Regions from separate parts of the Homo sapiens genome. Here region 2 is linked to region 1. Evidence: read pairs that join two places in POLR2A ChIA-PET (ENCODE). Cell type or tissue: PC-9. All regions are shown on one strand. Links, peaks and the distances in the headings refer to the core of each region. The heading gives the core; the rest is flanking DNA. Region 1 overlaps LOC105378250 (a long non-coding RNA gene). Region 2 overlaps SP1 (Sp1 transcription factor).

What was found. Peaks named below come from ENCODE experiments on the same cell type or tissue, not always from the same donor. Only the 100,000 strongest peaks of a DNase experiment are listed, where the experiment ranks them.
Region 2: POLR2A ChIA-PET joins it to region 1 with 7 read pairs; 2 of 35 experiments call an interaction of 5 or more read pairs at or near these places.

What each region holds. Positions count from the first base shown.
Region 1 is chr12:53,796,667-53,801,062 of GRCh38, forward strand. All of the region lies in intron 1 of LOC105378250 (a long non-coding RNA gene), which reads left to right. Among named protein-coding and RNA genes, the nearest start is that of CISTR, 47 kb to the left of the region's middle. In PC-9, for the core only: no CTCF peak of the experiment used is centred there; a DNase peak (open chromatin) is centred at 2,115; H3K27ac peaks cover 2,495 bases.
Region 2 is chr12:53,412,495-53,416,890 of GRCh38, forward strand. It overlaps SP1 (Sp1 transcription factor), which reads left to right. Exons shown (of 6, transcript NM_138473.3): 6 at 1-3,952. Among named protein-coding and RNA genes, the nearest start is that of AMHR2, 9.2 kb to the right of the region's middle. In PC-9, for the core only: no CTCF peak of the experiment used is centred there; no DNase peak of the experiment used is centred there.

The DNA.
Region 1 (4,396 bases), core at 106-4,105:
TGAAGTTACCCTCTTGCTTACCCTCTGTAAGATATTAAAGAAAAAGGTATAAGCAACCTTTCTGGAAGGGCTGGGCTGGAGTATGGCCTGGATAAATGAGTTACTGTATATATAAGTACCTATGACAGGCACCTAGTAGGGATACTATAAATATCACTTTCTTTTCTTTCTCAGAAGCTAAGGCTAGAGGAAAAGACATTTTGGAGGTACCATGTTGGCCTGAGAAGCTGTGGACCAATTCTGTGACTATCACTGGTTCTGGCTCTTCAGAGATTTCCATTCACAGGGTCAGGAAGTCCTTTATGATATTAAATTTCATCCCATTTTGTTGAAGTTAGACATTTGATCTATTAATCAACCCTTTATTCCTTAGTGTTTCATGAGCACCAGCTAGCTACCAGACACTGTGAAATAGGTGCTAGGAGCCCCATGTCTATTTGTGATACAGAGTTTCAGTATTATGCATGGCGGGTGGAATAGAGATTCAGTAGGGAGTGGGAGTCTCACATGAGATTGTACATATGAGTGTGCTTTGAGAATTGTAAAGGATGATATCGTTGTAAGTGGTATTGATGAGGGGATTGATTTCAGGGTTTGAAGTTCTGCCCTCTAGTAGGGAGTAGAAGGGATTTGGGGCTGGGGGTGGGGTAGAACTCATTCCAACCAGTCCAGTCCTGTTGGGAACATGCTCTGTTCCAGGGAACGCTAGGGCCTAGGACCACAGTGCTGAGTGGTGAAGGACTGGGACTGAAGAAAAATCCTGCTGCTGCCTGGCCCAGGCATATCTGCCATGCTCCCCTTCTGCTTGTTTACTTTCTACTTTCTTTCAAAGAGGGTGAGGCTCTTAGTAAGTCATCTATTTCCTGTCATTCAAGGCATTCAAAAAGTTCCTTCTTTTCAAGGATGCTTTCCTGGACTAGAGGAGAGCTGGTGACTTCCTTGGTCTCACTGTGCCTGGACGTGGAACGCCCCCCCATTTCCTACCCCTCTCCCACCTCAATTTTAAAATTCCGTCCTCCTCTCTCAATTTGCACACGTCTTGGTCCTTATTCTCAATTACATTGACTTCTGTGGGGTATTATAATTTCATATTTCAGCCTATTATCTTTTGATTTTTTCTTTTTTTTGGATTCATTTGTCCTTTATTTATTATATCATTGTGACTATTTTATGAGGCCTTAAAGTGCAAAAGACTATCTATGTAATTTCTCTGTATAACACCCAGCCCAGAAGTATGTGCATATGAACAATGAAGAAAAACTTAATGATGGTACCCTTGTGTCCTGGTGCCTCCTATATCAAATATACATCCCACATTCCCACCTTTGTGATCTTCTACCCATCACTGCCCACCTCCTCCCTCCCCAGGTTGCCCACTCTGTTTTTTATAACTCTGCAACTTGGACTCTTTTTGTGCTTGATTCTGAACATAAAACACTCAAAATATTATTGAGGGGGAGGAGGAGCTCTTAGTTTAAGAAGGAGTCAGGCTATACAAGTCAGAGCCAGATAAATGCAGACAAATAAAATTGTACATTGGATACCAGATACTAAGAGTACATAGTATAAAAGTGGTGTTGGAATTAGAAATTTGACTTACTCAGGGAAGGCTTCCTGGAGGAGAATACTGAGCAGGCTTTGAAAGAAAGAAAGACATAGACCTTTTGAAAGAAAGGAATGGATAGATAAAAAGACATAATAATGTGTCAGAGGTCTATGTCTTTGGAGGCAGAGAGAAGAGAAGCAGATTTGCTTTGCTGAAAGCAAAGAGTGAGCATCGTGGAATCATAGCATAAAGTTAAGCTCTGAAACTTAAGCTGAGGAATAGCGATTTGAAATTAGGGACAATTGTGAGCCACTGCTGGCCTCCCACAAGGGGATAAGTCAGGATGATGGTGAAAGTTAAGGTTGTTGAGTAGAGAATGGATAGATGGAAACCAGAAGCTCTTAGGAGGCTGCTTCTATTGTCTTAATTCTGACCAAAGACTTGGTCAATGATCCGACTAGAGTGTGGGGAGAATAGGGAGGTGAAGGCCTGATGGGTGGGGAGGGGGTGAAGAAACAAGGAACACATTGTTTCCCTAGAGCTTGCATCACAGACTTCTCTTTGAACAAAACCCTCTGTTTTCAGCCTGTGCTGACTCATCCCTCGCCTTTCCCCCTTCTCTACCAGAGGAGCTCTTGCAGCCCTAGTAGACACCTGTTGCCACTGCTGGTGGTCACAATGATGGGACAGGATGTCCCCACTGGCCAGAACTCCTGGATTTTAACCTTTTGTGTTTCTGTTTTGTCTGTTTTTTTAGATCTTCACCTGAGTCCAAAGAAAAATGGAAAGAAACTTTGACACTCACTCTCCTTCTGGGTTGGATGACCCTTGAGTTATTTCAGATTTCATGTGGAGGTGCTAGAATTTCCTGGGCTTTCCTTGGCCATTGTGTTGCTCAGGTCGCTGTCCCCAAGCTTTTTCACAATATCTGTGAGGGGCTGGGAGAGGTGGTGGTTAAGGTTGAGGAGGAGAATGGGCTCCTTGCTGGGGTGTTGAGATCCTTAGACCTAATACCCTAAAAGGTTTATTCAGAAAAGGTAAATAAGATGATGTCAGGCCTAGGAATGGCAGGATGGAGAAAATCATTTCTCCAGACTTGGAGTTTAGGACTACTGGGAGAAACTAGAGTAGGAAGCTTCCTAGAGAAGGGGAGTTGGGATATAACAAATGTGATAAAGTAGGCTAGATGCTGAGGGTTTCAAGAATAAAGATAGAGAGAAAGTCAGCAGTGATTGAGTAGGTTAGTGTTTCTCTCTTAGGTGTATTCCTGTGGGCCTACACAAGCTGAAGTAGGAAGGCCCCTATGTTAGTCCATTTGTGTTGCTATAAAAGAACTTTAGAAAGAAAAGGAGTTTATTTGGCTCGTGTCCTGCAGGCGGTATAAGTAGCTTGATGCCAACATCTGCTCCTGATAAGGGCCTCAGCCTGCTTCCACTCATGGTAGAAAGTGAAGTGGAGCCAGTTTGTGCAGAGATCACATGGCAAGAAAGGAAGCAAGAGGGAGGGGAGGGAAGTGCCAGGCTCTTTTTAACAACCAGCTCTTGTTGGAGCTAATAAGAATGAGAACTCACTTACCACCCCTACTCAGAAGGACATTAATCCATTCATGAGGGATCCACCCCTATGACCCAAATACCTCCCATTAGGTGCCACCTCCAACATTGGGGATCAAATTTCAACATGAGGTTTGGGGTAATAAACATTCAAACTGTAGCAGCCCCCAAAGCAGGTTATCCTACCCAACCTGCCTTACTAGAACCAAACTGAAATGAAGGAAGTGAGTATTTATAGAGCATTTACTAGGTTCTAGGCACTAGTCTACTCTTTCCACATGTTTTCTCATTAAGTTAAATCCTCATTAAAAAACCCATACATGGCCAGCCATGGTGGTTCACGCCTGTAATCACAGCACTTTGGGAGGCTGAGGCAGGTGGATTACCTGAGGTCAGGAGTTCAAGACCAGCCTGGCTAACATGGTGAGACCCGTCTCTACTAAAAATACAAAAGTAGCCGGGCATGGTCGTGGGCACCTATAGTCGCAGCTACTTGGGAGGCTGAGGCAGGAGAATCACTTGAACCCGGGAGGCAGAGGTTGCAGTGAGCTGAGATCATGCCACTGCACTCCAGCCTGGGTGACAGAGCGAGACTCCGTCTCAAAACAAAAAACAAAAAACAAAAAACAAACCCATATACTAGGCACAGAATTTAAGGTCTCAGCTAATAACTGGTGGAGCAGGAAGGCAAACTCACTTTTTCTGACTTAAGAATCATTGCTTTTTCCATGACACTATAATGCATTTCTATTTCAGAAATTCCCTTCTTCAGTTGGGCACTATGGTGTCTTCAATCACATTACATGCATAATCACGTGTGTAAGGCACAACATTAAATGCCATGAGTAAAAAAGAAAGGCAGTCCCTACACTCCAGATGCTTGAAATCATTTGGGGACACACACACACACACACACACACACGCACACAGTATATTTAAGTATGGCATTAGAAAACTATGTCAGTCAGTAAGACAATGCCCTGTGAGTGGTAACCACAATTAAGTGCTATTGGAATTCTGGGAAGGGAGGGAGAATTGTGATGGACTGGCTAGAGAAAACTTCATAGAAGTGGTAGGATTTTAAGAAAAATTTTGAGAATAGACAGAACATTCTACATTAATGAAATGACTCATAGTTATGGAAGCAAGAAAGCAAAAGGTATTCTACACACACTAAACAGAGCTTTCTCTAAACTTTTTGAAGTCCAGGATGATATATATTCACATTTGATTTCTTAGCATACCGAATATATAGTAGCTAGATGTTCAATGTATATTTGTTCAATGAATGAAACAA
Region 2 (4,396 bases), core at 208-4,207, 380 kb before region 1:
TCAATAAGGAGCATCAGCCAGTGAATCTGTTTCAGGTTTCCATTCTGCAGAACTCCTCCAAAGCATGTGCTAGTGGCAAGACAGTGGTTCTTATGATGTTTTCCCTTAACTTTTCCTTGTATGTTCTTGGGTGGTTCCTAAGGGAAAGGGAAGCACATGATCATGGGAATGATAGCCCAGAACAAAAAGAAATCTTGTCTTACCACAGTGTTTTATAGGAGAGATTGGGAGAAATCATCCTGTTTTCTCTGTGACCTGATTTCAGAAGAGACTGATCCAAAAATTATAACGGCAGGGAACCTAGTGCATTTGGCACTGAGATTTAAATGCAACCAGAATTGTCCTCAAGGCCCAGCCATAAAAGCATTGTCTCTCTCGACCTTCTGGTATCTTGTTAGAGAGCTTTTCACTGTGAGGAAGTGTGGAAAAATAGCTCTGTGTGTGTGTGTGTGTGTGTGTGTGTGTGTGTGTGTAATCTGTTAGGTTGGGGATAGGTTTTCTGCTAGCCAATATTAAAAGAGACCTGCAATAAAAAAATTACCCTGATCTGATAGAAAGCAAGTGTTTTTGTATGTGTGGGTGAATGTGTGTTCATGCCCGTATATGTCTACACACAGATGACAAATTATATTTGAAATCGTTGGAAAATAAATTCAGATCAAAATGCCTTTCAGGCCCATTACCTAGAAATCTATCTTAAAACCTGGGTATGTTCCTAAGGTCATTTCTTTGCTTATGCTAAATTAATTACAATTATGAATGGAGGATATTCTACTGTACTTTTTTAAAAAGAAACTATTTTTGTGTTTGAAAGTGAAACCAACATCCAGATCTATAGCAGAGTCCTTATTCTTCTCATAAATCTTTTTACTTTGGCTACAAATAGATGATGGTATGATTCTATTATATATTTTATATAAAATCCATCCAAATTAAGTTTTGGGTAAGTGTGTTGTTTAATCTGAACTATAGTAACTTAATACTCTAAACAATAGTTCACTCCATTTGGTCCTTTCTCCACAGATGTAATTATGTTTTCAACTCAGGAACTATGGCAAGGAACTTTCCCCAGATCAAATTCTATTAACGCTGAGATACAAGTCATCCATGCACAGCCACTATCATACCCTTTATTCTCACTGAAAGGCAGAACTCAGAACCTGTTATTTTATGTCTGTAATCATGTACTTTGGCATCTTTTGGAGGAAAGGGGCAGGATAACTCACTGGAATGTACAGTATTTTGCTAGTGCATTTCAAGGAATGGAATCTTCTCCAGTATGAAATTACCAGATATAAAATAATGTAATGATGCTGAGGATATAAGCTTTTAGAAGGTAATTTGATGGTATTTCTTTCTCGAATGAAAAGCTGCTGGTTTACCCTCAACCCTATTCATTAGCATTACCATGAGTGAATTTATATCTAATTATTTCCACTTGCCCTGTTCTCTTCACACCAAGGAAGCTCCAGATCCAGTATCTTGTTTGGCCTCAAAACAGAAGCAGCTTCTTTTGTCTCCCAGCAGTAGTGAGCCACTCAGTCTCTTCCACAGGAAGTTTGGAGCCTACATTCCTTGAGTCAGGAGCTTATTACAGAAAAACCCCGTTTCCCTGAACTTTTGGCTAACAGAAATTAATTTAACTGACATGCATATTGATTCTGAAATTTTTTTCCTAAGTTTTTTTCATTTTTTTGAATGAGTTTTTTAAATTTTTTAGATGACCAAAACTTGCAGGGCAGGGGATGCCCAGAAGAGTGGTGAGATAGTAAAACACTTATTCCCTCATCCTTTCAGGTTTTCAGGTTGCCCATTTATATTCATTTACATGTCATTTGACTGTCTCACTTTTTACCCAGAACAGTAACAACCCACACCGTCTTCCTTCAGGGATTTCCAACTGGCACTCTGTGGGTGCTACACAGAATGCAATTTAATGGATATTTCTCAGCCTGGTTCAGAATAAATTGATCCTTTGATCCCAGAAAGTATATACTGAAGTGTGGGATAAAGATTATGATTAGGGGAGGGTTGGAGACAAAAGCTGTAAATTACTATGGCTGATTTATTTCTACTATATACATATATATTTTTTGCTTTTGTATATCCTATATAGGAAACTAAGCATTGTATTTTTTTTAACAAATCTAAAAAAGCACTATGAACTACAGGTGTTTGACTTTCAAAATATATTTTGTATTGTTAATATCTTCACATTGTGTGAATACTGGAAGCTGCAGATCTTTGCTAGGACGCAATAAATTTATATACTTTTTGAGGGGTTCTTCTGGGGTGCTAATCAGGCCCCTGTTATGCTTAGGGGGAGCCCTGGTGCTACTTGCTTGAAGTTTTCAGTGTAAGTACCCTGATGCCTTTTGGACCTTGGGATCAGATCAAGAGTTTTGGAGATCAGGTACCAAGGAAATAAGGACAGTCTAGCTGCCTCAAGTGAGGGGCCCTTTGCATAGCTCTCCTTCCCCCTCACTGAAGCTGGGTAGCCTATTGGGGTTGAGAGGGAAAATGTGAAATCTCAGAATTTATCTCCCTTAGAAGAGAGCCAGTAACTTATGTACAAGGATGAAAGAAAGGTCGCAGCAGTAGCTTTGGGGAAAGGGAGGAAGATATGGCACTTCTCCAACCCCGGAAAACATTGCTTTTGAAAACTGCTGATAAAATATGAGCCGGTTATTACTTCTGTTTGGGAGACTGTGCTCTCTGTGGTGCCTCTCTTGGCTCTACTCCACAGATACCAGACCTCTTCTAAGAGGATGAGCAGACCAGCTTTGAGGTTGACCTGTTTCTCTTTGTCTGCCTTCCCAAAACACCAGCCCCCAGGAAGACATTAAGCAGCCTTAAGCTTAAATTCCTACTCCCTCTTCCAAATTTGGCTCACTTGCCTTAGATCCAAGGCAGGGAAAGGAAAAGAAGGGGGGTCTCTGGCTTTATTACTCCCCTAAGTCTTTACTCTGACTTCCCCAAACCCAGAAAGATTTTCTCCACAGTGTTCATTTGAAAGAGGAGTATTTTGTCCCATTTTCCCCTTCCTCATTATCAAACAGCCCCAGTCTTCCTTGTCTCTGCTAAGAAAGTAGAGGCATGATGATCTGCCTCTCAACTGCCCTAAGTCCTAGCTAAGTATCAGGGGAAAAAAAAAAAAAAAAAGCCTAACAAATGGGATTAGACTAGGGCTGCAAGTAGTGAGGATTTTGTTGATACCTCTGCTGGGATGTGTGCTTTCCCATATCTTGCCTTCAGGAATTACACTGTGCCTTTTCCCCAGGGATATGGGCTCTGTCTACCCAGTGCTCCAGTTTCCCGGTAACTGCTCTTGAACATTGTGGACAAGGGCAGGTCTTCATATTTTTGATCATCCCTTTCTCCCAGTGAAATCCCATAGCCCTTACCTAGAGTCTAGGGCACAAAGACTTCGGGGAAGATACACTGAGATTGACCTGAGGAGACATCTACACACACCAGTGGCAGCTGCCCCAGGGCCTGCTTCCCCTTCCTAAGTCTGTCATCCTCTGGAAGGGATGGGTGGTGCTCCAATCTCTGGTGCCTAAAAACCCAAGTTTATTTCTCTCTTAACACTGGCAATAACCAGTCCACACCACTGTTGCCTTTTAAAACCTCTTAATAATCTCATGCTGTGTTTGTTTTGATTCCAATCCAATTATCACCAGGGCTGTGTGGGTAAATGCTTTTAAATGCTCTCTCATCTTGTTCTTCCCCCTCACCCCCCACTCTTAGGTATGTATGATGCTAATCTTGTCCCTAAGTAAGTTTCTTCCTGCTCCTTTTGTATCTTCCTTTCTTGTCTTTCCTCCTACCTTTTGTCTCTTGGTGTTTTGGGACTTTTTTTTTTTTTTTTTTGGCCTTTTGTACAAAGATTAGTTTCAATGTAGTCTGTAGCCTCCTTTGTAAACCAATTAAAAAGTTTTTTAATAAAAAACCATGTCTCTGGTGTATTGAAGAGGGTTGGGAATGGTGAGAGTGTACGTTTGTAACTTCATACTCTGAACCTAACAAAGGTTTCCAGCTACACTGTGTTGTGCTCCATACATGTTAATTAGTGCAATTGCCCTATATTTAACTCCCGGGTAAATGGTTTCATGACCAGATCAATGTGCCACAACTACACGGAAATGTGGAGGACCAAGACAAACAGGCAACACTAACTTTATTTTTTTTCTCATATGCTTTTTTATTTTGGAATAATTTTAGATTTACAGAAAAGTTGTAAAGCTAGAACAGAGTTTCCATATAATCCTTACCCGTTTCCCTCATTGTTAACATATTACCATGGTACATTGTCAAAATTAAGAAACTGACATCGTGGCCAGGTGTGGTGGCTCACGCTTGTAATCCCAGCACTTTGGGAGGCTGAGGTGGGTGG